7 separate regions of the Mus musculus genome follow, and regions 2, 3, 4, 5, 6 and 7 are each linked to region 1. The links are chromatin loops, found by intact Hi-C in ENCODE. Cell type or tissue: left cerebral cortex. All regions are shown on one strand. Each heading gives the region's core, and the rest is flanking DNA. Links, peaks and the distances in the headings are about the cores only.

What was found. Peaks named below come from ENCODE experiments on the same cell type or tissue, not always from the same donor. Only the 100,000 strongest peaks of a DNase experiment are listed, where the experiment ranks them.
Region 2: a loop joins it to region 1, with 4 times the contacts of the local background. A loop is called at or near these places in 19 of 42 quality-filtered maps.
Region 3: it touches region 1 in a loop (2.3-fold over the local background); 4 of 42 quality-filtered maps call a loop at or near these places.
Region 4: a loop joins it to region 1, with 2.7 times the contacts of the local background. A loop is called at or near these places in 11 of 42 quality-filtered maps.
Region 5: it touches region 1 in a loop (6-fold over the local background); 21 of 42 quality-filtered maps call a loop at or near these places.
Region 6: a loop joins it to region 1, with 2.3 times the contacts of the local background. A loop is called at or near these places in 7 of 42 quality-filtered maps.
Region 7: a loop joins it to region 1, with 4 times the contacts of the local background. A loop is called at or near these places in 14 of 42 quality-filtered maps.

What each region holds. Positions count from the first base shown.
Region 1 is chr7:132,314,747-132,319,076 of GRCm38, reverse strand. Chst15 (carbohydrate sulfotransferase 15) reads left to right here and starts at 1,849. Exons shown (of 8, transcript NM_029935.6): 1 at 1,849-2,030. It overlaps Gm10584 (predicted gene 10584), which reads right to left and starts at 3,413. Exons shown (of 1, transcript NR_028578.1): 1 at 786-3,413. In left cerebral cortex, for the core only: CTCF peaks have their summits at 1,582 (motif pointing right), 2,328 and 3,448; DNase peaks (open chromatin) are centred at 2,377, 2,801, 3,125, 3,398 and 2 more places; H3K4me3 peaks cover 2,732 bases; H3K27ac peaks cover 2,604 bases.
Region 2 is chr7:132,224,277-132,228,606 of GRCm38, reverse strand. No RefSeq gene overlaps it. Among named protein-coding and RNA genes, the nearest start is that of Cpxm2, 72 kb to the right of the region's middle. In left cerebral cortex, for the core only: a CTCF peak has its summit at 1,734 (motif pointing left); a DNase peak (open chromatin) is centred at 1,719.
Region 3 is chr7:132,371,947-132,376,276 of GRCm38, reverse strand. All of the region lies in intron 4 of Gm34908 (a long non-coding RNA gene), which reads left to right. Among named protein-coding and RNA genes, the nearest start is that of Gm34908, 12 kb to the left of the region's middle. In left cerebral cortex, for the core only: a CTCF peak has its summit at 2,532 (motif pointing left); DNase peaks (open chromatin) are centred at 2,451, 3,356 and 3,736.
Region 4 is chr7:132,244,927-132,249,256 of GRCm38, reverse strand. Chst15 (carbohydrate sulfotransferase 15) reads left to right here. Exons shown (of 8, transcript NM_029935.6): 6 at 1,237-1,393. Among named protein-coding and RNA genes, the nearest start is that of Gm10584, 69 kb to the left of the region's middle. In left cerebral cortex, for the core only: no CTCF peak of the experiment used is centred there; DNase peaks (open chromatin) are centred at 1,476 and 2,198; H3K27ac peaks cover 635 bases.
Region 5 is chr7:132,469,225-132,473,554 of GRCm38, reverse strand. No RefSeq gene overlaps it. Among named protein-coding and RNA genes, the nearest start is that of Gm35147, 5.6 kb to the right of the region's middle. In left cerebral cortex, for the core only: a CTCF peak has its summit at 2,030 (motif pointing right); a DNase peak (open chromatin) is centred at 2,017.
Region 6 is chr7:132,364,121-132,368,450 of GRCm38, reverse strand. All of the region lies in intron 4 of Gm34908 (a long non-coding RNA gene), which reads left to right. Among named protein-coding and RNA genes, the nearest start is that of Gm34908, 20 kb to the left of the region's middle. In left cerebral cortex, for the core only: no CTCF peak of the experiment used is centred there; DNase peaks (open chromatin) are centred at 2,328 and 2,566.
Region 7 is chr7:132,549,769-132,554,098 of GRCm38, reverse strand. No RefSeq gene overlaps it. Among named protein-coding and RNA genes, the nearest start is that of Gm35249, 14 kb to the right of the region's middle. In left cerebral cortex, for the core only: CTCF peaks have their summits at 2,121 (motif pointing right) and 2,628; DNase peaks (open chromatin) are centred at 2,160 and 2,611; H3K4me3 peaks cover 555 bases; H3K27ac peaks cover 619 bases.

The DNA of each region.
Region 1 (4,330 bases), core at 138-4,137:
TTGGCTGTCCTGGAACTCACTTTGTAGATCAGGCTCCACTCACAGAGATCCACTTGCCTCTGCCTCCAAAGTGCTGGAATTAACGGTGTGGACCCTATTGCACACCCCCCCCCCCCGTCCACTTTTGTCTCTTACGTAGGAATTGCTGAAGGCCTGAGCTCCAGCTGTCTTCACAGACCTACCCATCCATTCTTCTCTCCCTGTCTTCATTCACACGAGGCAACTGGGTGTTGTCAGAGCTTTTTGGAATAACAGGCTAATTTTTTGAAGTTAATGTTGAGGGGGGAAAATTAAAAAAAAAAAAAAAAACCCTTCTTCAGGTAAGCTCAGGAACATATATAATACCTTGGAAAGTCCTGGTGGAACTCATATCAAAGTGGCCCAGGGATTTTACTTAAAAACAATTTGTTCCCATGTCAGCTGTGATTTCTGACACCTGAATTTGAAAGTCATCTGGGTGGGCCCAGCGCTATCCCCATAATGGGGCATGTATTGGAAAGTCCCCATACGTGTGGCCCAGGGATCATGTTCCACACACTCTTACAGGAAGGGATTTCCTCCTTGCTGTTTCCAAAGAACCTTCACTGTGTTTGCTTAAACCGGCCGCATGCCCTGGTCTGACAGCTGCCTGGCCCAGGACTTTGCTTGTAGGCGCCTGCACAACCCACCCTCTTAAACAGCAACCTGCACTGTGTCCCAGTGCAATTACTCGAATATATAAACCTTACTGAAAGGCAGTCTTTTCTCCGGAGCTAATAAATAAACCCCAAAGCCACAACGTGTGTAAGACCATGAAAAATGGCATCATTATCTATTGGGAATTGTGAACTCTGCAAAAACCAGCTCATTGTATTTTTAGAAAAAAAAAGGTTTTTGTTTAAAAAAAATAATAAAGACCTCCAAATCACTAAGCCAAGTCTACATGGGGGGAAAAGCAATCCAGTCTACCGACTGGGAGGGCAGTCTCACTGCTTCATTAATCTTTCTTTGCAGATTTTTATATAAGAGGCAGTATTTGTTGGGAAGCTAGACAGTGGTTTTTAAGAACTCCCCTGTCATCCAGGGTTCCTATCTGCAGTCGTGACCCTCTGATTGTGACCTCTGACTCAGTCGCCGTGGATGCTGAACCAGAACTCTAGGACTTTGGGGGGTGAGGTGGGAACCTCAAACAAGACTGAAAGGGGCTCCCGTTCTCTAGAATCACCTTTAGCACATATGCCAGCATTTTACAGTTAGGGAGCATTTTCCCGGTTGCTTCAAGAAAGAAGATGCTGGACTCTGGCCATAGGAACGTGGGCAGACCCAAGACTGTGGCTTCTATCCTATTCCCCAGAGTCTGGGGTTTGGTGCTCCAAAGGCTGTCCCGAACAAGTCTTAAGAGTTTAAGGTGTCATATTTTATGTTAACTGATTTCATCTTCAGCCCACAGCCGATCACTGGAGCCTTTCCTTGAAGCAGTCCCAGTAGGCCACTGCGGCAGTGGTACTCGGGGTCCTGTAGAACCTTACCTCTCAGAAGAAGCAAACCTACAGGGCCCAAGAGCTAGGCAGCCTTTGTAGAATGCAAAAATACAACAGAGGGCGCCGAAACCACTCGCGTCAGTGGCCTTGAATATCAATGTATGGGCTGTCTCTAGACTGCCAAGTTCCTTAAAACTGTTTCTGGTAGCCGGGTCACTGCCACACACACCAGGTTTCGGTTTTGTCTTGTCGGAGTCACCGCAATACACAAACTGTATTTACTTGCTGGGCGAGGGGGCGGGGACCAAACCCACCGCTCAGCAGGGCGCGCACGCCTTGATCTTGCATTCCAGACTCGAGCTGATGTGTGTCAGCGCGACATGGGGCGGGGGGAGGGTTCTGTTCAGAGGTTTCATTCGCCATCTGCAAGTCACTCCCAAACTTTTCCTCCCAGCGCTCGGGGAGTCAGGTTGACGCGCCCTGGGTGCGGGGTGCTAGGCGCGGGGCTGGGCGCGCGCTCCCGCGGAGTCGGAGCTGCAGAGGCTTCCGAGATCGTCTTGGGCTTTTCAGGTACAAGTTGGGCTCTGGGTGACTGGGCAGGGGGTGGCGAGTAGCGGCGGGCGGAGGTTTGGCTCTGGGTCCCGGTGCCCCTCTGCGGGTTCGCCCAGGTTGGCGGGGAATGGGCGCTGGGAGTCCGGACCGCCAGGGCTGTGTGCAGCTTCACTCCCTGCGCGGAGGCTCCGGACGCGGAGGCGGCGGCGGCCCAGGCAGACAATGAACTTGGAGCGCGCCGAGCTCCGGCAGGTTTGGGCCCGCACCCCTCGGTCAGGCCTCCTCGCTACAGGCACGGTCCCCTGTAGGAGGCGTCCTTTTCGCTGCGCGGTCCTGGCCGTGCTCTAGGTGCCCAGCACGCCTGGGGACCCTGCGGGAAGGACTACCGGTGGCGGAGCCGGGGCTCACACGCCCCCTCCCTAGACAGAGCGAATGTGGTCCGAGCTCCAAGACAGAGGACCGGGTGCTGGCGTGGTGGCGCTGTGGACAGCTGGAGGCCGGCGGAGGACGCACGCCGCGGGGCACGCACCGGCTAGCTGTCCCGCAGAACCGCCCCAAGGAGTCAGAATTCGCGCGACCCTGGGTCGGCCAGGAACTGAGAGGGAAGGACGACTGATATAAGGCCAATGAATAGACAGATCGGCGATTTTCTGGAGCGAGCTCTCCACAGGCAGAGCTGGGGACCGGGATTCCCCTAGTCGTGTTCACTGCCCCTCCCCCGCACACTTTAGGGGAAGTTTCCAGGCGTAGCCTGGGGCAGGTACGTGGGCATCTGCCACTGTCTCTGGGTACCAATCGGAGCCGCCTCGGGAATCCGGGCTCTAGCCGCACTGCCGCTCTGGGTGGGAAGGCTCGTGTGGGTCTCGGGGAACAGCCCCAGGCGTCAGCGTCTGTGGGAGCAAGATTCCCGAGGAGACACCGTGGGGACAGGCCTGGGAGGAACCGAGGGATCAGTCTCAACTTTTTTTACTCGCCGCTTTTCCCATCGTCGCTGTACCCTAGTCCCCGAAGCGGCCTGACTAGGGAGTCTCAGCTGTGTCTCCCGCCAGCTGGGGAGCAGAGAGCAGAACGAGGCAGCTCTGAGCTAAGCCGTGGGGGCGGCGGTGGCGGGTGGTGATGGTGGAAGCCGAGAAGGCAGGGGCCCGGACGCGAGGAGCGACGCTGAGGATGTTGATAGCGTGCTAGTCCGTGGGGCTGTGTGCTCCAATGGAGTGGAAGCGGGCGTTGTGTCTGGTAGCGGGTCTTGGCGCACTTGCCCATGTGGAGCCCGGGGGATCCTGGATGGCGGCAGGGCGAGGGGAGCCAGACTGTGCAGGGAATGAATGGAGAGCAGGGGAAGCGCCTTCTTTCTCCTTCTGGCGAATCGATTGGCCGGCTTGCGCTCATTTGTGTTCACGTTTAGGACTCCGAGGTCCCGCGCACCCTCGTTTTGACTGCCCCACCGTGGTCGAGTGTCCACGTTGCCTGCCTGCCTGCCTGTCTGGATCCGCTAGAGCGAGCAACCCAATGCTAGGGCTGGTTTGCTTACTGCTAGGCTACTGGTGGCTGGACGTGGGCACCTCTAGTAAGCGCGCTTTGTCCGGGTTGGAACCTGGGGGTGGGAGTGGGGGTGGGGCACCTTGTCCTAAGTCTTCTAATAGATCTGCTGGACTCTCACTGTGGCGAGTAAGTTAATGGCATGGAGTTTCCAGGAATGAAGTTCAGGAAAGCCTTGTGACAGCCTGTGGCCAGCGACTCTGAGCTGGTTACTCTTTTATCAACTGCTACTTCGTTCGGGCCGGTGGGGTGCCTCTGTAAGTGAGGACTGGGTCTTCAGAACATCCACTTTCTGCAATTCCTGACTGGACGGTGTGGATCACTTCCTGGGTTAGGGTGAGCATCCCAAAAGTTCATCTGAGAACATCTGTAGTCCCCTCTACTCAAGGTGAGGCAGAGGAAACCGGGAGGTACAGAAGCTCTCCCAAAGTCTCCCTTGGAACTCCCCTGCTCTCCAACTGATCTTTCCTGTCAGCTGTCTCATTGCAAAATCAAGACTCCCTTCTGCAGAATATGACATTGACTGGTTTTGCAAAGTTGATCTGTTGACTGATCCACAAACACACACATATGGTTTTGTTCAAAGTAGCTTGGGAATAAAAAATGGTTTATAATTGGGTTGGTTTTGACCAATAAGTTTGCTTCCCCCCCGCTCCCCCCAAACTAAAGAAAAACTGAGGATAATTTTCCTTTTTTCTTTTTGTCATCTCAAGAGATGGAGTTTGGAGGGGAAGTGGCTTGCTATTGTTGTTTCTCTACTAGGGCAGAGGTGAACAGGAAGT
Region 2 (4,330 bases), core at 183-4,182, 91 kb after region 1:
AGTAATGTTAGACTGTAATTAAGACTGTAAAGGCTCCTGCGACTAGCCAGTTTGGAAAACTGCTGATTTATCTAATATTTAATTAAATAGCATTTTTGTTTTGTTTTGTTTTTCGAGACAGAGTTTCTCTGAGTGAGTCTGGAACTCACTCTGCAGAGCAGGCTGGCCTCGAACTTGGAAATCTGCCTGCCTCTGCCTCCTAAGTGCTGGGATTAAAGGCATGTGCCACCACTGCCCAGCATTAAATAGCATTTTTATAATGTCCAAAACAACTGGCATAAAGAGGCTTGGGAACAGATATAATTGAATTGTGGAGGCTATAAAATCAACTGGAGCATCTTGCAGAATGGCCTAAAACCAGGAGAGCCAAAACGTCCTGAGCATCGTGGTGGGATGTTTCCTGACATGGTAAAAAGCCTGACACTGGAAAGTCCAGATGTGGAGCATCTGTGGTGACAGGGCGAGAACAGTCATGCTACCACTGACTGTCACATGGTAGGCACCAGGTCCCTTGAGAGGGTACCTGTGAGTTTCTCACTGGACTCCCCCTCAACCTTTGGGGCAGGTCCTGTCTGTGCTCTGGTTCCAGTTTGAGGGTCATCAAGCTGAGGTCCTGAGCCTAGGAGAGGCAGAGCGGGGGGCCTTGCGCTTAGGTCTGTTGGCCTAGAGACGGTCCTAACTGCAGATTCTCAAATCAGAGTCTGTGAAAAGATTCCTAAAGAGGCAGGTGGAGCCAGCGAGCCAGCGGACCAAGGCTGGGCTGGGCGGCCACGTAGTTCTAAAGGTAGAGCCCCAGGCAGGTAGTGAGGGCCAAGATCAGTTGGGGTAGCAGCTTTAATGCCATTCACCCACAAAAGCCCAAGGAACAACCCATGGGATCCCTCTTGGCTTTAACCTGGTTCTGTCCTCATGGAAGTGTCACAGTGGTCTTACTGCCTTCCTCTACATGGGCTAAGACGCACTGGGTTGCCACGGCCAGCCAGTTCTTAAGTTGGCTTACGAGCCTTGTGGTCAGCAGTTTGGGTTGCTGTGGGTTCGAATCATGCTGGAGGAATGGGGTTGGGGTTGATTTCTTCCAGGACTGCCCTCCAGTCCACACAGAGGCCATTGAACCTCTCAACAGTGACCATAGCAACTGCTTGTTTCTTCCCACCTCCACATGAGATAATCCAGGGAACTCCTGCCATGAACAGCACAGTCAGCAAAATGGAATTCTGGAAATTTCCTACATGAGCGAGCCAGCAGTTGTTCAAAAGGCAGCGTACAAAGGCTCAGCTTAGGTAAATTTCCTATCCCCGCATCACCCTCTGCTTCCCCTCACTCATGAGCCTCTCTATCTCTACCCACACTCTTGCTCCATAGAGTTGCTTCCTTATTTACCCCAAGGCCAACTTCAAGGGTTATTTGCTTCTTGTACAAGAGCTGGGCCCATCCCCAGACACACAGCAGTGCAGAGCATTTTGAAGAATGGATGCCTAGAAAGAGTCGGACAGTCTCAGTTTCTCCGCTTCTGATTGGGGTGGAATCTAGAGGTTTTCATAGGGGCCTCTGTTGACTTTGGAAACAACCCACTTGCTCCATCCACTAACTCCTACAATGCCTTTGCAAAAGTGTGTGCAAGAGAGGGTGGGAACTGGGAGGAGAAGTGGGCAGTTCTTTCCCTAACACCTTGGGATAGCGCTGCTAGCAACCAGGAAGATCTGAAAGGTAGCCCTGCACTGCTCTCTTGTGGTTTACCTTGGTATTGCATCAGAAAGGCCTTTACTAGTCTTTGAGCAAGTAACCCCACCAAGACAGGAGGGCCACTTTTAAATGTAGGGATCACCTTTGACCTGGGCCAGGATTAACCTCAGTAAAGGGGTATTTGACACATCTGAAATCAGTCATTGGGCAGTAGTTCTGAAGAGATCCAGCAGTAACCGTGGATTCTTCCACATACGACTTGCTCCCAGCAGAGACTTACAGGAAGTCCTGTAGAGCGTGCCAACAGCATCCCCAGGAAAGTGAGGCTGGAAGAAGGTGCACAGATGTTGGCCTGGTCTCTATCCACCACTATCTATCTCTGACCTACACCACAGCCGGGAATGGGCTAGGCTAAGACACCACCCCTGCAAGCATCTTGTAGTGGCCGGAAGCCCCCTCCTCCATCTCCCCTTTACCCAGTCCTTCCACACTCAGACCCACTCCCCTTCCAACCCTTTTTCAGACACCCAATGAGCCAGCCTTCTGCAGCCCTCCATGACTGTAGGCGCCAGAGGAATTGTGCCTCTGCCAGGGAAGGCCTCGTGGCAGCATCAGGTTCCACCTGCAGATCAGCAAGGCTCTCACCCCCTCGCCTCTGTCCTAACCCTCCCTTTTCTGCTTCTCCCAAACGTTCCTTCTGCTCTATATTCATCATCCCTGCTGGATGGATGCCTAGTTCCACGCAACAGCTTCCACACCTCTGACCCCTTAGTCTTTACTCTCAGACTCCTCTCTCCCAGACCTCAGACAGCTCCCGTCCTAAACAGAGTTGGATTCAGCAGGCAGGCCTAGGGAACTGTGACTCCCTCCATGCCACCCCTTCCCCATGCTGTCCCCTTCCACCCATCCCACCCCTTCCATGCTGTGTGGTGCTAATTCACCATCTATCAGGCCTAGTTTGGACACACAAGTCCAGGACTACCATCTTGACAATAGGGTCTCAATCTGTTTTGCAATGACCAGGGGGGCAGGGCAAGGCTGTCCTTCCCTGCCTGTCTGCTTTTGGGTTCATCCTCCCATGACCTTTTGCTGTCCCTTCAGCAGTGACAAGGTTTGCTTGGCCAGACTGGGCTGGAGTGTTGGTTAACGTTCTCATCACTGGCCCGAATGCCTGATGCAAACATCGTAAGAAGGTATGTCCTGGGGTTTGCAGACCCAGAGGTTTTAGTATAGCATGGGAGGGAGGGTGTGGCCAAGAAGAGCGGGTTGCATCCTGGTGAACAGCATGGTCTCTCTCTTCCCTCTGTGCCATTCTACTTGAGCCTTCTATCGGGATTTCAGAGGGCACTGCTCACCTTCAAGGGCATGTCTCCCATCTGCCTTCTCCAGACACTCTCTCACAGACACACAACACACCAGAGGAACACTTTACTAGTCTCCTGGTTACTTCTCTAGTTACTTTATCTAGTTTCCATTCAGGTTGACAATCAAGATTAACCATTACAGGTGGCTTTGGGTTTGGGCTACTCCAGGGCAAAGGAGCTAGAGAAGCCACAACAGTACAGATCTAGGGGAATCCACAGTTTCCACAAGAAGCCAAGCCAAGCCCACCCCAACCAGATCCCAGATCTGTTGCCAGGATATTGGGTGAATACCAGCTGAACTCTAAACACTTTTTAGAAGGTCTAGTTTGTGACCCTGGACTTCAGTCCTTGGGTCTGTCCAGCTGTCCAGGTTCTTCACTTCAGAGATGCGCCTTTGGAGTAGAGGCTGCTCAGGTCAGTGTCTAATGGGAACCTGCATAATATCCACTGAGAAGTGACTCATTGAGGTCGGACCTCAGCAGCCCGAGTGTGCTAAGTGTCCAGAGGACAGGCTGTGCCCATCCTAGTATCCCAGTACTCCAGCCCCCCCCCCAGCACCAAAACACCCCAGCATCCCAGACCTCTAGCCCCACAGCACCCCAGCATCCCAGCATCTCAGCACCCTAGCATCCTAGCACCCTAGCCCCCAGCACCCACCATCTCAGCTCCCCAGCACCCAAGCACCCTAGCCCCCAGCATCCCAGAACTCCAGCCCCACAGCATCCCAGCACTCCAGCCCCCCAGAATCTCAGCCCCCAGCATTCCAGCTCCCAAGCCCCCAGAGCCCCAGCAACCCAGCATCCTAGCATTCCAGCTCCCAGCATCCTAGCACCCTAGCCCTCAGCACCCCAGCACCCACCATCTCAGCTCCCCAGCACCCAAGCACCCTAGCCCCCAGCATCCCAGGCCCCCAGCATCCTAGCACCCCAGAACGCCAGCATTCAAGCCCCCCAGCCCCTCAACCTCCAGCATCCCAGCCCCCCAACATCCCAGCACCCCCAGAATGTCCCCACTGTGGTCAGAATCCTCCTGTGTTCCTGATGACTCTCCTCACTCCCTCCTCCCCATCTGTCAGCCTCTTGGAGTTTTTCTTCCCCCTCCTATCTGCGCAGCCTCTATAAAATCCCATGTGGTTACCTCCCAGGTCACTAAAGCCTGCTATGGGTCTATACCATCGACTGTGCTATCAAAACTATTAAATTTTAAATGATTTGGGGAGGAATTATTTTTAGTTCCCAAACTATAATTTGGTTCATTTTCATATCTGGCTACTATTTTGTTTT
Region 3 (4,330 bases), core at 178-4,177, 57 kb before region 1:
CAAAGGGGAGCAGGCATCAGACTGCTGACAGATAGGTTCCTTTCTTAGTCGGTAAGATAAAATATTAAATAGCTGTCTGCCCTCCCCCAAGTCAATGCATAGATTAAATATAATTTCAATCAAAAGATGTTTTAAAATCAATGTGCTTTGAAGTCTCATGTGAAAAACAGGACTTGGCAGGAATTTCAAAGAATACTCTCAGAATGAAGCGCTACAAGGTGAGGAATAGGGAGAGAGGAGGGCGGGGGGATGAAAGGACCCCCAAAGCTTAGTGTAAAAAATAAGCTGTTGAAACCTCAGCATTAGCTCCTCCCAGAGAGGGGCAGGAGGGGGTAGCCCAGGGGCCTGCAATACCAGCACACAGCTGGATCCACTTTCCATAGCAGTATTAAGGAAACTGTGTTGGATGACAAGGTAACCATTGAGTATCGATTAGGTTAGGAGGCTGGAGAGAAGCTTACTGCTCTTTTAGGGGACCTGAATGTGGCTCCCAATACCTGCATCATATTACTCATAACCACACGTGACACGAGTTCCAGGGTCTCCAAGGCCATCTTTTGGCCTCTGTAAGCAAGTGCACTCAAATGGTGCACACAAATCCACACAGGCAGGCACACACATACATACACATAAATAAAAATCTTTAAAAAATGATAAAATTGGATCTGCATAACACCGCATGCCCAATAAACTCCAGATGGATTAAAACATGAAATATGGAAAAGTATTTTTTTAGTTAAACTAATGGGGTGGAAACCAGAGTCATCCATCAGTTCTGTGTGGGAATCACTCAACTTACAAGTAACAGAGGCAACATCAGGAGAGGCTGAGTTGGGTGTAGAAAGTCTACAAGGCTCCAGAATGATGACAGCCAAGGGAATTCAGTAGAGGGCATTCTGGGGGAATATTCATACTACAATGGAAGGTAACAAGATTTTAAAAATATAACTGACAAATAATTCATACTGTGACAGCTAAAGAGTTGCAGTGTTTTTAAGCACTCCAACTGCAACGGTTGCAAAGTAAAGACTATGGTAGAAGCCAACCATGAGAGAAGATTGTTCTTCTTGGTAGTAATTGCGGCAATTAAGCTTGGGCTATCACTCTGTACTATCCATTGGATCATTTACTGTTTGACCTTGAACCCCCAGCCCTTGCCAGGTTAAGGTGAAAAGAGCAGAGTCACTGAAGCCAGTGGCATTGTTACCAGGGATGATGTGTCTGAATAAAATCATGATACAGAGCGAGAACCATAAACATCCATCCAGTCTAACCAATCCCTTCTTTCCCCACATGAAACTGGGTGCTAAGAAGACTCAAATGGAGGCAAAGCTCACATCTGCAAAAATGTGCGTTAACATTAGAATAGTGAGTTTGATAGTGGAACAGAATAGAGAGAAAAGCAAATGACCTTAACGTTCCAAGAGAAGGAGATCTATCAGTTACAGAGTAACTTCTCTACTCAAGCAAACACAGAGAAAGGATTAGTTGCTGTGTTAGGGCTAAGGCTTAAGTGCCTTGGAGGGGGGAACCTGTGTGCATGGGTTACACTTACATATGTGTACATTTGAGGGGCACTCATCCTTCTGTGTCTATGTGGAGGCCACAGGTCAACCTTGGGGATTTTCCTCCATTGCTCCCCTCCTTCCTTTTGAGGCAGAGTCTCTCACTAAGTTTGAGAGCTTCATTTTCCACTAGACTGACTGGCCAGTGAGCTCTAGAGATCCATCCTCCTCTGCTTCCCAGTGCTGGGGTTTCACATACACACTGCCATGCCAAACTTTTATGTGAGTGCTGGGATCCAAACTTAGGTCCTCATATTTATAGCAGTTGCTTTACCCACCGAGCCATCTCCAAGTCCAGAGAAATCTCTTATGAATCAATGAATGAATCAATAAATGAATGAATGAATGAATCAATCAATCGTTCTCTCTCCCCCTCCCTCCTTCCTCCCCTCCCTTCTTTTTCCTCTTCCTTCTCCCGTTCCTTTTTAAATCTCTCCCTCTCCCTTCCCCACTTCCATCCCAACAACAATATGACACATGCATGGAGCCCGTAGACTCAGGCGGCTACGAATTTCCCACAATACCCCCCATTCAGCAAGACTAGAGCTAGGCAGGCGCTTGGGGGGTGGGGGGGACGGGACTGGGAGGAGTCAGGATCTTCTTACATTTTCCAAACACACTCCTGCATTAGGTAAGAATCCAAAGAATGAAACATTAGCAGAACAACCTACATATTTAGGAAACGTGTGCATACTAGCTGCAGCTACACTGCCAGTGAACCCAAGTACTATTTTGGGTATGTCTGAGAAAAAGAAAAAATCCCCCTCCTGGTGAAAATACATCACATTTTCAGCAAAACCACAAATCTCAACACTCTGGGCATCTGTATCCTGGTCTAACAGGAGAGCTTGTGTTTCCCAGATCTTTCTATCCATTCATTCCTTCTAGGGCTGCTGCCGTGGGGGGTGGAGTTTCCATGTGCAGCCACAGTGATGGGCTCCCTGCTCCCTGTGCTATGCCTTCCCCTTGTGGCTGACCACTGCCAGTGGGTGTGTTCTCAGGCCACGTTCAGGCCCCTGCTCCTTCTTCACTTCATCCAGTTTTTGACTCTTCATGGAGGATGGGGGTTTGGTGGGAGGAGCAGGCTCCCCAGGCAGGCTGTTATTTCCTAGTCAGCCTGTGTTTCTTCTTGTGCAGTCTTTCCCTCCCGTGTTTCAGAGCAGCAGCTGGGGCTACTTGGGGGGGGGGGGCAGAGTAAGTCTGGGGAGTCTCTAAGTGGGCCTTATTCTATTCTGTTCCTCCGGGGTCACCATGTCAGGTAGCTGCCTATCAGTTTCTTCTATTTTGATGCTTTTCTCTCCGGGTACCAATGCCCCTCCGCCTTGTCAGACCTCCTCTAGGGGCCTCTCTCCTCAGAGTTCATCACTGAGGCTCGCAGAAGTATCAGCCTGCGTTTGTTGACTCTCGTTCAGTTCATGCTTCCTGGGCTGTGGCCCCCAGATAGTTCAATAGGGGTCAGCCAGAGATTGCTTCTGTGTTCCAGATTTTTCTGTGAAAGATGAGGGTCTGTTTCTGTTCAGGGGACAGTAGGGCAAAGTGGCTTTTTGTCTCTTACTAGTCTAATAGGTGTCCTGTTGGTAAGCCAGTCGGGAGAACATATGGGGTTCTCACTGGGGAACAATAGAGATGGGAAGACGATCCGAGCAAATCTGAAATCACCAGCTCACCCTGGTCTTAACAAAGACAGATTTCACAAAGCTTGTCCGAGCTGGGCTTGTTTTCCACGTGCCAAGATGATGAGTCAGTCAGGGAATGTCTTCTGACTGTGTTTGGGGGTTAACGGTAAGGCTGTCATAGGCCTGGGGTTCAGGCAGAGAAGACGGATCGGTGCCGTGTTTCTGCCACTCCCTGCCCTGTAGCCTGTGTCTCTGTTGCGTTTCTGACAGTACAGTCCAGGCTGATAAATTCATCTCAGATCCCGAGGATGCCCCAGCATGTCTCTTCCAGAGAAATGAACTTTAATTTATTTAAATTTAATGGAAAAGCATATGGAGGAGAACGGAAAGCTAATTTAAAATAGTGCTCAAAGCAATCAATATGTTAACGGATTCCTTCAACTTTCTATGCTTGGCTGCAGAAAAAAAGAAACCACACCAAAGAAGAAAAAAAAATCCTTTAAAATGTAAGCTGATCCCGGCACCTCCCTCCTTTTATGTTATGAAAATGCTGGTTTTGATGTTTGGAGCTAGCTCATGGAGAGCTTAAGTCGAGCAGTCTTGTAAACATTAAAATATGTTCTGGGAATCACGGATCATCTTATGGTATCAGAAACGGGACTGGAGGTGACTTTAGTCAAAAGGTCTGTTCTGGCATGGCATAGCAGGCAAAGCATCCCACGCTGGAGGAAACTAGTGTGTCCTTTCTGCACTGGAGTTTCCTCATCCCCAAAGAGGGTATCCCTACCCTTTCATACTCTTGTGAGAAGCCAAGCGGTATGGGGACAGAGATTGCTCTACAAATTGGCAAGTTTGCAATTGCATTCCCAGGATGTCAGCTGGGGACATCTGACTCCCAGGTAGCCATTGTCTCTTTGAGAGTTAAGGGCATAGTTTTCTTACTGCATCCTTTAGAGGAGACAGCCTGTGGAGCATGGTCCCTAAGGGCTTGTTGGGTTCAGCTAAGCGGATCTGAGGAGACCAAGGTTGATATATCCTTGTTCCCAGCTGTCTGTGCATAAGCCACAGTGTGGGATGTGCTGCCATATCTCCAATCTCTGTTTGGCCTCAGCCTCCTCTTTCTCCATCTTCTGGAGAGGCTGTGTGGTG
Region 4 (4,330 bases), core at 61-4,060, 70 kb after region 1:
CTCAAGATCTTTCTTCCTCAGCACCCGTGAGTGCTGGGATCACAGGTCCTCACCATTCATAAATTTTCCTTTAACAGCAAGATTCATGCGAACACGGCACATTGCAAACATAAAGATGAACCAGTAACTGTCAAGGGAGACTGGCAACTCCTGTGGAAAATGTGGTTACATGCAATTGCACATATATGTGGTGTTTGCTTGGACTTGCAAACATATCCGTCTGCAGGGGGTTCCATGCCTATGTGTGAGACTTTTATTCTGTAGCCCAAATTGTCCTGATAAGTCGCTACCTATCCCTCCAGACCTGGAACATCAGTGATCCCCTACCTCCACCTCCTAGCCGGGGAGGATTAGAGGCATGAGCCACCATGCACAATTTTAAATGTAACTTTAGACGTTCAGGATATCAATGGGAAAAGTCAGGAATTTCACATGGGGTTGTAACCTTGTGTGGATCACAGGTGCCCTGGGTTCCTCTTAAAAGAAGGGGATGGGACAGTACAGAGTGTTTCCTGGCTTCTCTTTGCTGTGGAGTGACTTTTGAAGCCTGGCTGCAAGGACAGTCTCTTTCTGAGGTAACTAGAAGGAATTTTAAACAGCGAGGTACGATGGCTCAGTGAGTAGAGGAACCTTCTGCCAGGGCTAGCAGCCAGAGCTCAGCCTCTTCACATACATGGTGGTTGGAGAGAACCACGTCTTGTCCTCTGACCTCTACATGTGTGCTGTGACTTGCTCTGCCACCCCCACTCCCCCAAAATAACTGCGGGGTTTTGTTGTTTGTTTCTTAAAGCAGATATAGGCAAGGTGGCCTAGCAACAAGCCGGAACACGAGTTTCATTTGTGGAACCTGTGTAAAGGTGAACGAGAGACCTGATTGCACAGAGCTGTCCTCTGGTCTCCACACCTGTACGATGGCCTTTGCATGGCCTCCCCACACTCTGCTAATAAATAAAATAAATTTAACAAGAGAAAGAGACAAAATCACCAACTAACAATAAAACACAGTATTGGTCAGTGTTTGGGGGCAGTGTAGATGTATCTGAGCAGGAAGGGTGGGTGGTATGTTACAGGTGGGAGCAAGAACGGAGGGGGCTCATTTGAAAGAAAGGGAGGAAAATTGTTGTATTTTAATAAATCAAACCAGCTAATGTAATGGCTAGCCGATTTTTGTTGTCGCCCACGTGGTGTGGTTTCACACCCTCGGATGGTAAGATTATCCATTTATTTTATTCGCAGGTTGTACTCAGACTATCTCTACTTCGCAAGTTCCAATAAATCTGCAGATGACTTCCACGAGAAAGTGACGGAGGCTCTGCAGCTGTTTGAAAATTGCATGCTGGATTATTCACTGCGCGCCTGCGTCTACAACAACACCCTGAACAATGCCATGCCCGTGCGTATTCACCAGGGCAGCCCATACAGAGCAGGCCCACTCTGGTGCTATTGTGTGCAGCGGGGCATTGTGAACAGGGTTTTAGTGCAGAGACGGGAGGGAGGTGGGGGGATGGGGACGGAGTGTTTGAATGTGCAAATGACACCCAGCCAGCTGCCTCTGAGCAGTGGCTAATGTGGAAGAAAAATGCTCCCGGCTGAGAGAGGCACAGCAGCAGCTGGGGCCTCTGAGCCTGCTGTCTGTGTCCCTCCTTCCTTGCCTGTCACCCAGAAACTTTGCATCCTGAATCCCCCTGCCTCTCCTAGAGACCCAGGGTGCGCTTAGGAGGGCTGCCATTTAGTAAGGCTCTGCAATTAGAGCTGGCAGACAGGAGGACACCCAGTCCTTAGGTTGTTTCAGAGAATCTTCATAGCATTGGCTTTCAGAATTACCCACCAGTGACGGAATGCTCCAGCAGGCTCTCCACTGCAGAATGTTCTCGCTACCCCTTGTTATCCTTCTCTAACCTTCCAGTCTTATGTAAAATCTCTTGCTGGAGGTGAATCCTCTTAAGTTACCTGAGGTCACATCTCCCACACAAGGCTCCCAGGCCTAAGTGTTTCCCTAGCAGGGCTCTTACATCAGGTAGCCTCCTGCCCGATGTATGCTGTGTCCCACATCCGGCATTCACAGATGTAGATGACTAGCACGCCCCACCTCAGGGCAGTGAGGCTCAGGGGAAAGATGTCAGGCTCTCTGCTTGGCTACTCTGTCCATCTTTTCTTAAGCCAGGGCCAGCAAGCAGGAGTCTGGGCTGTCTTCTTGTATGCATTGTAGTTTGCATTGGCAAGGAAGACTCAACATAGATAACCACATTTTCAGTCAGGCAAGCTTTGGAGGCAGACTGCGGTGTGGGTTCATTCTGGCTTTCCCTGGCTTTGCTCGTGTGTCTTAGCCTCTCTGAAATTCAATTGCTTTATTCTAGGCTGGTATAGGGACGGGAGACTGGGAGTCATTTACATGTGCCATACTGACAAACTATGGTGCTGCGCCCTGGCACACTTAGGTAGAGCCCACCGAGGGGTGAAAGTGCTCAAACCTGATAGGAAAATGATGGACTCTGCCAGCGTTGGCTGCCCAGCAGCCTAAGGCTGTGCCTTGATGCAGGCCCCACTATTGCTGGAGCTTGCTGACACAGGCGGGGCTTCCAAGGCTCTGTCAGGTTGCCTTTTGTAGCCAGCTACCCAGTAATGGGGGGAATCCAAGGCTCAAGTCTAGGCTTTGAAACCCCAGCTTTCTTCAGGGCTCTGGTGTGTCTCCAGAAGTTTCTTCTTTAGGGTTTCCAAGCAGCAGGCTCTGGAGGGTGGGGGAAGGCAGGTGGGAGAAGGCAGGTCGTCAGTTATGAGAATTCAGATGTGCTCGAAGGCAGCCTGCCTCAGGGTTGCTTCCACTCTGGTCCTTTTGGAATTTCTTGGGTTTGATGATGCTGTGGAACTCTGCAACGATGCCTGCAGCGTAGGTGGGATAACAGGGGCGGAGGGAGGGAAGCAGGAACAGGCCAGATGAAGAGTGAGGGGTGATGCCCTCGGCTAAGTTAACATGTTTCCTTAGAAGAGGCAGCAACAGTCACTGAAGCAGCTACCACCCAGTTCTCTCTTCTCAGAGATCTCCTGAGAATTCAGAGAGGGAGGGGCAGATGTAGGCTCATACCAGCCTAAGTTGGCTGGATGTCTTGGGTAGAGAGAGGCAGGGCTTTGGAGTCCTGACACAGGCATAGTTGGATTTCATGGCTGGGAACCAGGGCCTCTCCTGCCCTGCAAAGGATCAGCATCCGATATAAACAGCTGTGGATGTGGTGGTATTTTCATCCCACCCCGAGGTACGCCCTAGGAAATGCAGAGCCAAGCTACATGCATCCTGGCTGCCTCTAAATAGGCTTCCTAGAGACCGGATATCCTCAGCTACATCCTCCCACAGAGAAGAGGGGGATATCCTCAGCTACATCCTCCCACAGAGAAGAGGGGCATGCCTGGTGTGTTTCCTCTCTTTGCTGTCTTCAGGCCAACTGAACATGGAAACACCGTTGTGACTGGACAGGAAGTTCATGGGTTGCCGTGTGAGTCTCTCTACCTCTGGGTGTGATAGATACATTCTTATTTAATCTTTGTCAAGTCCATTGGTGAAAGATAGGAAGTATCTCACTTCAGTTTGTTGCTCACTGGGTACTCTCCTAAACTTTAGCTCCTCACTGACCTCTGAAGTTGTTCCCATTTTACAGATGGGGACACTGAGGCTCACTGAAGGTGTACTCTATTTGCAGCTAACAACAATTTGGATAGCCTTTGAAATCTGTCTTCCTTTTCTTGCTCTTAAAAATGGTTCTGAGACAGCAGGAGGCATCCACTTCAAATTTCATTTATGACAGGCTTTAGCATGACAACAACCATAGCTTAGCACTGCTTGTTTAAGGAGCGCTCCAGGGCCGTGCCATGGCAGTGACGGGTGACTCTGCGGGGCATAGGGGGTGGGGGAGGAGGGGCGGGCAGTTAAGGATGGTGAGCACATTGTTTTGGGAGATGGTTTCTCCCCTCTGGAATGGGGAAAAAGTTCCCTTCTAGCTGCTGATGCATCCTATCTACAGCGTGGGGCATGTGGTTAGTCTCCTGAGTCCTGGCACGGCAGGTGTGCCGTTGCGGCTAGTCATGCATAGCCTATATTAAGTAAGGCCTTCATATGACTCCTCCCTTCCCTACAGTCTTTCCTGCCCCATTACTGTGTCATGGCAACTCTCCCCTCATTTAGGTCCTCAGGTGGCTGTGGCCTTTGGGCAGGACTCATAAAGAGAGGTCCCTGAGAGCTGATCAGAAATGCAAGGTTCCTCTTAGATGTCATATATGGAGGGTTCGGCTGTGGACATTCATCTAAGTCTTGGGGGAGAGTGCAGATGGGAAGAGTTGT
Region 5 (4,330 bases), core at 168-4,167, 150 kb before region 1:
AGTGCAGTGACAACATCCAGTCACCTGTGTCAAAGCTCCACTTGGCCTATCGGGTATGGGAGTTTTTATGTGTGGAAGGGAGGTGCCTATATCTAAGTGATGTGTGTGTATATATGTCTGTGTCCCTGAGTCTGTGGGTGTCAATATATTTGTGTAAGATGTGACTTGTGTCAGTACATTCAGGGTGTCTGGACGCCAATGAGTCTTCGGTGTCTACGTATATTACAGTCCATGTGTTTCTGAAAGCATTTCTTGCTGTACTGATGACCCTGTGGTCCTGGACAGTAGATGACCTGAGACCATTCCAGTGGCAGGTCCCTGCCATATTCAGCTCTATTATATCTACTACTTAAGTGAGGCACGGACCCCCTGAGGGCTCAGAAACTGACTGATGACTCCCCACTGGTAAGTGCCCAATCTAGGCTCCACATCCAACCACCTAGGCTTGGAGCTTTGGTCTTAGCCATATTTTGAGCCCCAGCAAGCCCAGGATCTAGGAAGTATACTAAATATCTACGCCAGGTCACAGGCAGGGTGCTTGGTCCAGATTTCATCCTGGAATCTTGTCCAAGGGAATGACCCCCACCATGCCTCCTTGTCGCTTATCGAGACCCAACAAGACACTCTATTTAGAGTCAGTAATGCAGCATTGAGAGCCATTCTGGGGATCTGAGCCTCACAGTTGTTCACAGCTATAGGGCTACCTCTGGACTGTTGAGGAGGCTGACTGAAGCTAGCTCTGTAAGCAGCTGCTGGCAGGTCTTCCACAAGCATAAGGAGGAGCCGTTACTCAATGTTGGTCTGGGTCTCTGGGTGCCTTCAGTGTGCATATAGTCCTGCTTAGCCAGCAGGATGCAGGATGCGGGGACTCCTCATCCCAAGATGTCCATGCCACTGAAATGTGCTTCAGGGAGAGTGGGAGATTTATGGCCAAAGTCATTTTAAATGGAATTAGGTGTCTAAATCAAATTTGCTGCTGTTTCTCCCTCTCCCTCTCTCTCTCTCTCTCTCTACACACATACACACACACACACACACACACACACACACACACACACTACCTCTAGAATACCCTGTTTGCATGTATATACACAAAACACCGGCCCTAGAGAGAACACTGACCTTGAGGCACAAAGGTATTTCAGCTTCTCATTACTAGTCACTTGGTATTAGTAGGTACCACATGGTGACATGGGCTGTGTTTCTGTCTGTCCTGAAGAAATGATCCTCCCAAGAGCATGGAAGAAGCTTATGGATATAGAAAAAGTGCTCTGCTAAGGTCACATGCCAGAGACAGGGCCAGTCTGCTCCAATCTAAACCCCATTCTTCTATCTAGTGGTACCAGGAGTCACCCTTAGAAGCCTGCTGGATTTTTACGTTTCTACATTCCAACCTGGCTCTTGTGTGAGAAAAGGAGTACGTTTTTGGCACCAAGTTCACCCTAAGCTTGCTATAGCACCGTGGGAGGAAGGCTGTCAGGTAAAGTAGAAGCTAACGATCGAGGTTTGCATTTTGGGCTGACTACACTGCAGTTGTTCTACACGTACCCCCAAGCGTTTGACACCGAATCTGTGTAGCTCATACCCGTGTGCTCGGTGTTCAGGTATATGTGGGTACCCTGAGCTCCTTCTCAGTGGCTTTGGCACCCTGAGTGAGGTAGGGTACACTTCTCTTGCTGCTTGCGCCTCTTAGCTCTGGACCTTCTTAGATGCTAGGACAGGAGGTACCATTTTCCAGGCCAACCCACCTCTGATTTCTGCCCTCGAGGGAGGCTCCCAGACTGACCCATGAGGAGGTCCCAGCTTGGCCTGTCTCCTTTTATTTTTATTTTTAAAAAAAATCTCCATCAGTAACTTGATTGGAGGAAACAAGACCAGGCAAGGTCTGTCTGGGGGGAGTCATTTCACCTTTGAATTCCTCAATTTCCTTGTCTGAAAAAAGAAGCTGTCCAGCTTCCCCCAACTCCCCTGGAAAGTGCTGGATACAAGAAAATGCTTGACTCATGGCAAGCACCCAGCCACCAGAGGGCACTATGAAAAACAAATCCCACAGGACCAACTAGAAGACCTCCCAGAGGACTTGGGAGAGAGTGGGCTCTGCTCGCTCAGTCAGACATCAGAGGATGGGGTTCTCAGGGACCGTTATCCATTCTGGAGGGAGGATAACGTTTATCTGCATCCTAGGTTCTGTCTGGAGGAGGAACCACCACTTCTAGAAAGAAATCTCTAAGATGTAGAAGGTCACTCAGCCCCTCCCCACTGTGGCCCAGTGGGTCCTTGCCTTGTCTTCAGTGGTACCTCTTTGCACCCATAGTTATTATGTGTGGCTTATTGCAGACACTAAGGCAAAGTGTTCCTGGAGAGGACAGGGTGGAGGACTGCCTCCTAAGTGACTCCGCCCCTCCCGTCCCCCATCCCCCATTGCTGTAGAGCAACCCTACTCCCCCAAAGAATTTTGGGATACTGAACTAGATAGGAATTAAAGTTTCTTTAAGCAGGACCTTTGGCAGGGCAGGCATGACAGGGCAGGCGTGAGACGGGGGCTGGGGCCTGTACTTTAGCAACTGTACCATGCACAAATAACCATATGGCCTCTGACCATAATCAGTTACTCAATTCTCACTACATTCTGCAGTATGAACACCATGCCACCTTAACAGTCAAGAAAGCTGAGGCTCTCGGCGTGCAGGGAGTCAGCCAATTCAGGATCTGAACTTCATCCTGGAAGGACATTTTTAAAGGATGGGATCACAAAATATGTGTGGGGAGGTGGGGTGGGCAGTTGCATTAACCAATCATATTTTGATATAAGGGGTTAAACAAGGAAGTTAAGGCTGGTGACTTCTCCTTATCCGGGTCATCTGTTTTCAGGGTCCTTGAGTCAGCTTTTGCAGTCAGGTCCCCTCCTGGAGTCTGACCTGGAATCTAGAATGATAAAGAACAAGGACTGGGCAAGCTGCACGCACTCAATTAAGTGGGGACAGGCAGCACACTATGACTTGTGTGCCTTGGCTAGATTCCCTCTTTGCATCCCTTACTGGCTAACAAACAAGCATGGACCATCTGAAGAGGCCAGAGAGTTGGGTTCTGCAGCCTGGAAACAGGAGTTTAGTTCTGTTTCTGCCAGCAAGGTGGAACTTGCTCCTGAGATGGCCGAACTCAGGAAACTATCTGGCAACAGACCCAGCCCATCTTGCTCTCTGTGTATGCCCCTGTAGAGCCCACCTCTAAGTCCATGCAGATACGTGTCTTCTGGATCTGCCCCTAAGGCTTCCTCATAGGTCAATGCTGAGCCTAGTCCCAGCTTTCTCTGCATGCTCTCGCCATCCATTCAGTCCTGTCTCCAGTGAAACCTGTAGGTCCAGTGGAGCCTGTAGGCTAAACCAAATCAAGATGATGGTCTCCCCAGAGAGGTGGCAACTGGACAGAGGGACATCGTTGATTATACCTGCTCTTGGCCTAATGTCAGCACTCCACCTCTGCCTACCTAAGCTTCTCTCACACCCCAAATCTGGGGCTTCTGCTCACATAAGCACCTATATCACAACCGTCTTCCTGTCCCCAACCCGTCATCCCTGCGGTTGGACTGAATGCTATCTAGAGGGGGGCAGTTCTAGGTCCCTGGTGACAGGTATGTGTCCATGCGTGGTGGTGACCAGAGGTCAATCTCAGGTACTGTTTCTCGGGTGCTGTCTACTTGTTTTTGAGACAAGGTCTTTCACTGGCCTGAGATGGCTGATTATGTCAGGTTGGATGTGTAAGGGCAAAATAGTCTCCTGGCAATCAGAGGGCCCAGGGATGCTGTAAAAAAAAAATCACACCACACAACATGCAGGAGATTTATGGAGGGTGGGGGAGTGAAAGACCACCTCTGAGTGAGGATAAGAGGGTAAGTGGGGAGGGGACGAAGGGAAGAGGAGAGGCCAGAAGTGTATAGAAAAAAGTATGTGACCCGACTAGCATTGGCTGCTAGTGATGATGGGACTCACTGGTACTGAGTCACTGAAGGCAGAGTTGGGGGTGGGGGAGCACCTAGTTCTGAAAAGTGGGTGGTTCTCGGTTTACCAACGGGCTGGATGCCCCAGGGGTCTGCCTGTCTCTCCTGTCCCTCTGGGTCTTACAGGTATATGCCACGATGGCCAATTTTCTTTAGATTCATTTCAGGGGTTGAACTCAGGTCCTCTTGTTTATATAGCAAGTACTTAACTCACTGAACCATCTCCCCAGCCCATGTTTGTCTCTTAACACACGAGTGATATGGGCTTGTGTAAGATGTTTTATCTGGGTCCAGTCAACTCACACCCTGGGTATCAGAACATCAGAAGCCATG
Region 6 (4,330 bases), core at 133-4,132, 49 kb before region 1:
GCTGTGACAAAATACAGGACAAGAAGCAAACTTATGAGAGAAAGGGTTTATACTGGCTTACCAGTTCATCTTGACTGGTTCATCATCAGAATTACAGCTGGCTCAGATCCCATGGTCAGTGTTCAGTGCTGCCATTTACTGAGTGCCCGCCCAGGAGACAAGACAGCCTTTAATACTTGGGGGCACATTAAACTTTTCCTACCAGCCCAAGGAGTGGAGGCAACTCCAGACATCCTGGCCACAGGCACAACCCACAGCCTCAGCTATGACCCAGTACACCTAACCCAGAATTGCTAAAGCAAAGCCAACACACAGACCACCTAGGCTAACCCTCCAGGACCAGTATCTCATTGTCTCTCACAGGGACTTGGGCCATAGTAGAGGACCACATGATGGCAAGGGAGTCGTGGCAGAAGGAGCAGGGGACAGCTAGTCACATTCCATCCACAGTCAGGAAGAGGAGAGAGAGACGAATGCTTAGGCTTAGCTGACTTCTTCTCTTTATGCAGTCCAAGCCCAGGGAACCAGGCTGCCCGCCTTTAGGGTGGAATGGGCTTCCTACATCAATTAACCAATAAAGACACCCCTCACAGGCATGCCCTACCCTCTGAGGTAATTCCAGATTCTGTCAAGTTGACAGCACGAGCCATCATGCAGGCCTAGACCATCGTTCCATACCTGTCGATTGGCCCTCTTCATAGCTGACATCCAGGGATGACATTAAGTCCTGGATTTGGCTTTCTTTTTCTCAAACAGAAATAAAATTGTCACCAGACATTAATCTCAGCCATCAAGATTATAGACTGGCTGCTTAGACATTTGAGGTTTAACCCATATTAAAAAACATCCCAGGAAGCAAACGAGGTCTGTTCCAATGGTGATGGTTGTGAGGGAGTTATCTTAGTCAGATAGGCCCAAGACTGAGAAAGAAGGAACCAGGACAGAGGTGACAGGGCTGGGGTGAAAAGCCATGCCTGGCACAGGCTCTTAGCTTCTGAGGTTTGTGTCTGCCCGGGACAGTGCTGGAGGCACTGAGAAGCTCAAGAACAGTACACTGTGAACAGGGACCAGGTCGCTGGCCTTGCCCTCCCCAGTAACCTATCCCCACCCGATGCTGGAAGGAGACAGTAACTGGATCCTTCAAACAGGAAAACTTAAGGGGAGATGGGAGGGGGCAAGAGCCAGACATTGGTCCTAGCCAAGTGACTGGGTGCCTAGATGAAGTTTGCACATTCCACAGGCACTGTGGGTCTGTGGCTCACCTGAATAGAACTTGGGCTGGCTGCTGCGAGGGATAGCTTTGAGAACGTTTCTGCCTGTAGTAGTAGCCTCCGACTTGACAGAGGTCTCTTGCCGTCTTTCTGGGAGAAGGTGCCTGGCCTATGTTTGAGTGCTTAAAGGTGTGTATTTTAAGTATGTGTGTGTATACACACGCTTGTGTATGTGAGGGTGATTGTGTATGTTTGTATGAACACATGTGCAAGTGTGTAAGCACGTGTATGAACACTTCGCACACACAACCTGCTCCTTTTCATCAGTTTCTCAAAGTGAGGCCCCTGTTGGATTGCCCACCCTGGGTGGTAGCCCGTTCCTCGTTTCTTCCTGTTTCTTGTGGTTCAGTGGTTCTCAAGCTTCCTAATGCTGTGACCCTTTAATACAGTTCCTCATGTTACGGTGACCCCCCAACCATGAAACTATTTCATTGCTTCTCTATAACTATAATTTTGCTGCTGTTATGAATCACAATGTAAATATACGATATGCAGGGGTCTGATAATGTGACCCCTAAATGGGTTCACAGGTTCAGAACCACTGCCGAAGTTGGATATCTGTAGTGTCTTACCTCTGGTTGGCACATACTCAGAGATGACCAGCTGTTCAGCTCATACCCAGCCTCTCTTCTGTTCTGGAACAGCCAAAGACTGTGTGCGGCTGTTGAAAGTCTCCCTGCTCCCTCAGTTCCTTCTCTAAAATGTTCCTGCCTCTGTACCACCACAGTCCTTGGCCTCCTCTGACCAGGGATCTGCGTTTTCTGACTCCTTCAGGTGAGGAGTTGGTAATGAGAGGACACTTTGGTATTGTTACCTCTTTGCTAGGTGACTGTGAACAGATTACTCTCTGTCCTGGGCTAGAAATGGGGAAAGGAATTTGGTTCTTAGAGGCTATTTAGCAAATCCTCACAATACTAAAACAGAAGTTAGCTCTCTGCTTCTTCTAGCCCACAGGGATGAGTCTACTGTTCATTTCTGCCAGCTTTCAAGCATGTGTAAATCTTAACTGCTTTGAACAAACCAGTTGGCCTCTTTCATAGTAGCTGGGGGGTTTGGAAGAGTGATCAGCATAGGACATGAACTGGGCTCAAAAGTGGCTCCGCCTTGGACCAAATGGTGACTTGAATATTCCTCTCAGGGGATAATGATGTTGAATTTGAGGTACCCAGAGGTAGGTGGTCCTAACTGGAGACCGGCATAGAATGGGTGTCTCACTTCTCATTTCTGTTCTCACCATCTGCCCTTCTGTCACCCCCTCCCACTTACTTCCTGTGGTTTGGCTGATAAGCCTGAAAGGGGAAGACTCTTGTACTCTCAGTGACGATGGCTGAGGATGGCAGGTAGGCAATGATACCACGGTGCGGGGGACATTGACAGTTTTCCAAATGCCCCATATGGCTTGTCAAGCTATGTCAATAGAACCTCTGACTGGTGTGGGTAGATGAGAACATGCTGGAAAAATCCAGTCAGTCCACATCACAAGGAAAAGCTCAGTGGGTGGGACAGTGGGACCTCTGCCAAGACCCCAGGTCCATGAAGAAAGCTTTCCTAGTAACCTTGCTTGGGCCATTTTGCTAACCCTTGACCAGTATACCTACTGGGGCAGACTTGCAGGCTCTAACATGGAGGCCTCGTTCCTGAAATCAAAGTCGAGAGAGAGAGAGAGAGAGAGAGAGAGAGAGAGAGAGAGAGAGAGAGAGAGAGAAAGAGAGAGACAGACTTCTGGGTAGACAAATGTCCCAGTAACCTCTCGCTCCCTCACCTCTTCCTGCTTTGGCCATCCCCAGGCACTCCATAGCTCAGACGGGCCTTATTTACTGACAGCTGCATTTATCTGAGACTGCCAAGCCCCAGTCATTGGTGCCAGTGGCCTCCTGTGGATGACGACAAGTCCATAGTCATTTTCCAACCCCTCAGAGCCTCCGTCTCAACTGTGAGGTTTGACAATATTCACTTGGCAGGTTTATTGTGAGGGCTGAGCAAGACATGTGACCATGGCTCCACCATTGGGAGCCCCTTGCACTGTGTCCATTTGCACACTGGGCTGTAGAACACCCAAGAACTCGAGACCAAATTCATGATGTTGAAGGGATGCTTGCAGGATTTTTTTCCGGGGGAATAATTAGGGGTTCGTTCCTAGTAAGACATGATAGTTTCCCCACTTCCCATTTGGGAGACCAAGTAAGGGTCAAGGGTCACTGTGCTTGAATTACAGTCATCTGTTCAGGTTTGTCTCCTCAAGAAAGAGCCCCATCTCTCAGATTCCTCCTCCTAGCTGCCTGCTGGCTCCCTGTTCTTGCCTATTTCCTTTTCCCAGCTGCTGTCCATCTTGATTCCTCTTAGCCTCTCTCCTTGGCGTTACCTCTGATTTGCCTCTTCCCATCCAGTGTGGTCATCCTCAGCCCTGCCTGGCTCTACCGGAGATGAAAGCCCTGCCTGGCTCTACCGGAGATGAAAACCCTCCCTGAGGCTCTCCCACACCTTCCTGTCTGTCAGCAGGCTTCTAGCTCAGACCTAACTGCTTTCCTTTCAGAGCACTGAGACCTGACCCTGTGTTTAGTGAGGTCAGGGACAGGGACCATCTATTGACATCGTGTTCCCAGGCACTGCTGTGTGCTGATTCTTCACACCGATGAAAGAATGAGTGGTCTGGTGTTGTCTTATGATTTTGGCAAAGATCGTTTTACTTTTGATGCAAGAGGACCCCCTACATATCCACCTTCTAGGTGCTGTCGCCTCTGGCTTTGAACACAGGTTTAAAATAATGAACACTGTCCTTTGGATTCATGCTCTACCAACACGTGTGTTGAGTTTCTGGAACCCTGGTTGGGTCTAGTTTTCACGAAAAGTAAAACTTCTCAATTAAGTTGATACTGGAGATTACCGGGTCAAAGTCTGGGCTCTGGTAGCACCAAATATGCAGGCTCAGCCTCTTGTACCTTAAATGCCATTTAAATAGAAAAAGAATATAGAAAAGCAGAGAAAGGAGATCTATTCTACATGGCTACATTAGGTAACCAAACCAAAACAAAAAACCAATAAAGAGGCCCAGAAACAAC
Region 7 (4,330 bases), core at 167-4,166, 230 kb before region 1:
AGGTTGGCACTACCACCCCTTTGTTTCCGGAGCATGGCTGAGATGCCCCTCGTGTATGTAAAAGCATTTCAATTCATTTCTAGTTTGGGGAAGAGATTCTTTAAAATGCCAGTGGGAGCCATTGTGGTGAATAATAAATACACAATAGCAACTTACTCCTGTGAGGAAAAACTCAAGTCATGCTAGGACTTCTTCCATGGTTCCATGAGTGTAGAGTAGCTTGCTTCAGAGCTTTATTAGCTTCCTACCTCAACCTTTATTTTTATTAACTTGCAAAGGATGCTCACCCCTTTGCATCAACCTGTTCCTTTTTTTCTTTTTTCTTTTCTTTTCTTTTCTTTTCTTTTCTTTTTTTTTTCTTTTTTTTTTTTTTTTTGTTTTTTTCGAGACAGGGTTTCTCTGTGTAGTCCTGGCTGTCCTGGAACTCACTATGTAGACCAGGCTGGCCTCGAACTCAGAAATCCACCTGCCTCTGCCTCTCAAGTGCTGGGATTAAAGGCGTGCGCCACCACACCTGGCTCAACCTGTTCCTTTTAAATGTTCATGAAACATCTGGTCTTTATAAGTTGCATCAGGGTGGGTAAGGATAAGACCTTAGGTGGAGGGCAACATAAGGGGAAAAGGGTTTCCCAGAAGAAACCAAGCAAGATTAAGAGAGCAGGTGTATAAAAGAGATCACAAGTGTGTGTGTGTGTGTGTGTGTGTGTGTGTATGTGTGCGTGCACGCACACATGCCTCTGTATGCACATGTGTGTGCACAGTTGCATGCAGGAGTTTCCAGACCATGACAGATAGAGAGCCTGCAATGGAAGTCCATGTAGCTGTGTCATGCTCTTCTGGTGTCTTTCATGAGAGGAGCTCTGAGACTCCTCTCATGGGGATGTGGACACCTTTTTATGGTCTGCTCTTAATGCAGGTAAGGGGTTTTCACCCTCCCTGTGCTTGGGTGGACACCAGCCATGCTTATCCTAAGAAAAGTTATTTTTATTTTATATGTATATGTGCGTATGCCTGAGCGTATGTTTATGCACCACATGCGTGTCGGTACTTCAGGAGGCAAATAGAGGGTGTTGGGTCTTCCTGGAGTAACAGGAGATTGTGAGTTGCCCTCTGTGTGTGCTGGGAACTGAACCCAGGTTTTTTGCAGAGTAGCATGCCCTAAACGCTGTAGTTTTACAGTGTCATTATCTGAACCCTAAGAGCAGAACTTGGGTTAAAGTGGTTCAGCCTAAGCACTGACAGTTTGTCCTAGATGACAGCTTGTCCTAGATGACAGCTCGTCATATAAACTGGCGACATCACACTTGGAAACCTGCTGATCACGGTAGGATCCCCCCAGGCTAGCAGGTGGTAGGTGAGGGGTTACTAATATAACAGCCCCTAATCTGGTTTGCCTTAACTACTAATTTATGGTTCCTGGGTTCTAAGCCTTGTATTTTATAGTAACACAATGGAACTGACTTCAAGATGTGTATGCACACAGTGCATAAACTCCCAAGTTTTTCCTAGAGAACACTGTGGCAGCCCTGTCTGTGTGCCCCAGGTTTGTTCTTTTGGAGTGTACAGGCCCAGACAGAACTTGTGAGCATGAGGGCACACAGCTGTGGTAAGGAGCCTGCCCGGGTGCCTTGATGACTATGAATATCGAGGCCAGCTTCAGTTTTGTTTTGAGCTAGGCTGACCTCAGGCCAGCTCACTCTTGTCTATTCTTTATGAAAGCAGGCGAATTAGGCCCACTTTCCTTCGCTCACGCTGCCCACTGTTTTTTAAAGTGGAGTCGGATGCCCTATGAGTCTGAGCTCTTAGTTAATGGGAACCACGGCCAGCTGGTCCCTACACACCTTATGAACCCACAAAGGAGCCAGACTGAGACCCTGGTAGGTTTCTTGGAGGAACCTGCCAGAAAACACCCACCATCTTCAGTGACATTTCCACTTCCCATCTTGGGTTTTTAGATTCCCTTGATGACTTAGTCTCCTTTGAAGTCAGTTTTCCCGGGGGGAAAAATGGTCCGTTTCTGCGGAGAGGGACCTTCGAGTTCTGTAGAGTAGTTAGGGATGTCTTGAGTCAGACTTAGAGCTAAGCACTGGTAGAGGAGGCCGAAGACGTATTTGGACAGCAGGGGGCACTGCCGGCAAAGCATTGCTCAGGTTTCAGCCGCGACGCGCGTGCGCGCAGGCCAGGGAATCAGCACTGAGACCAGGAGCCAATGGGTGCAGGGGATGGGGTGGTGTTTCAGGGGTGGTGTTAAACTGTTTTCTTCCAGGGCTCGCTGTCCTTTGCTGTTCCTTGGTTGCAAATCTTCTTGGCTGCAGACTTCTGTACTTTCATAAAACTTGGTTGTTAGTGTGCAGACTGAACGCACACTTTGAAAACAGTTGAAAAAAATGCAGAAACAATTCCCTCTGCGGCGCCGTGACTGTTCAGGTCTGGGTTCTCCCTTATGTGCTCTGGGTCCCCGGTCTTTTGACTGGTTAAGGGGTGTGAATCATGTTCACCCACTTGTCGCCCAGTGCACCTTATCGGTGCCCATCCTCTTGCCCCGTTCAGAAGACCTGGTAACCTAGCCCGGGCCACTTCCCTGGGGGCGACTATCACCTGTGCATTCTCTAGGAGGGAATAGAGGGCGCCCTAAGCCTATGGAAAGGGCTTGCAGCGTGGAAAATGAAGGCTAGGGCTAATGGTGTGAGTGGTAGGAAGGTGCTCTTTGGTTGCACTTGGTTTTCTTGCACTTTGTCTCTGCCACCTCACTGTGGCCTCCCTCTGTATGTGGCTCAGTCGACAGCTGTCTATCTACCATTACATGGTGATGACCTAGACAGCCAGGACTGGGAGGCCCTGGGTGTGTGAGCGCTGAAGGAGAAAAGAAATACCTTTTCTCATCCACCCTGTGGTCATGGCTGAGGCCTCTGCAACAAAATGATTAACAAAGAGAAAAGCATACACATTTATCTAATAGAAATTTTATGACGCCTAGGAGCCTTTAAAGGAAATGAAGAATGGAAGAAATGGTAAACCTCTGCATTTGTTTTTTTTTTTTTTTTTTTAAGCTGTGGTTTTATCCTGTGAGAACAAAACAGACTGTGACTGGATAGAAGTATGTGATCTAATGTTGATAAACTGGGGGCCTTATGAGGTCTGCTTGTTCAGAGTCTTTTGTGTCCTTGATGTCAGTGTCAGGGACTTTACTTCTCATTAGGGGACACTCCTCAAGTTCTCATGGACTCCTGCACGTGGAGAAGAGTCCTGGCGGGAGTTCTGAGGAGGGGCTCTTTCCCTTCCTGGCAGGAGCGAGATGGGAGAGGGTTGCTTCTGAGGCAGGAGGAGACTGGTCATCAGCTTTGGACATGCCAGGCAAACTCTGGAGCCTTAATCTCTTCCTTTAAAAAAATGGGGCAGCAGGCTCCTCCAGGGAACGGAGGACACATCGAGGAGCGTGGCTTCAGTTGAACCTGCTGGAGGCCTGGGTTCTAATCCCAGGTGTCCTGCTCGGGGCTGCTGCTCCTGCCCCCTGGTCTCCTTCTGATGAGGGTTGAGTGGCAGAGTATGTTACCTCTCAAAGAGGATCAGATCACATCATTTCTGCAGCAGCCCCCAAAGCCAGTCTGGAGGAGGAGCCAGGCTGTGAAAGGCAGTCAGCTCTGACCAGAGGAGCCGAGGCCTGACCTCCATGGAGCGGGTACTCTGACAGCATCTGTGCTGTGGAATTCAGCTCTTATGTCCCAGGCTTGTGACCCAGGACTCCTGTCTCCAGCCCGAGTGGCCCTGTGTGGTTCTGTGTGTGGCTGTGTGGTGGGGCGGGGACATGGTCCCTTACTCTCACTTGTTTGAGTCCCAGCTCACTTCAAGAGACTGTTCTTTTGGCATAGTGATGGTACTATTCCAGGTGGAGAGAGGTTCTGCCTTCCTCTCTGGAGGAAACTTAGCCTCAGTGGGTATCTAAGAGATGGGGGTAGGTGTAGAAGTTAGGTCCAGTTCTCGTTGCCCTCCCCAGCCCCATGCTCCCGGAAATACAACACAGACTCAAAATATATTTACAAATACCTTGGCCATAAAGCTAGGCTCTTCTCTGACTAGAATTATACTTAAGATAATCCATTTATTTTAATGTACATTCTGCCATGAGTCTGGTTTCATTGTTTAGGTACCATGCATTCATCTTCTCACATCTTTCCGGGCAGATCATCCATGCCTGGTTCTATCCCAGAATTCTTCCTCCTCCCAGATGTTCCACCTTCTACTTCCTGCCTTGCTGGAGTCTAGCCCAGCATGAAAGGGTCCCAAGGAAAGGCAGTGATGGGGTATGGAGTCAGCAGTGAGGCCAAAGTTT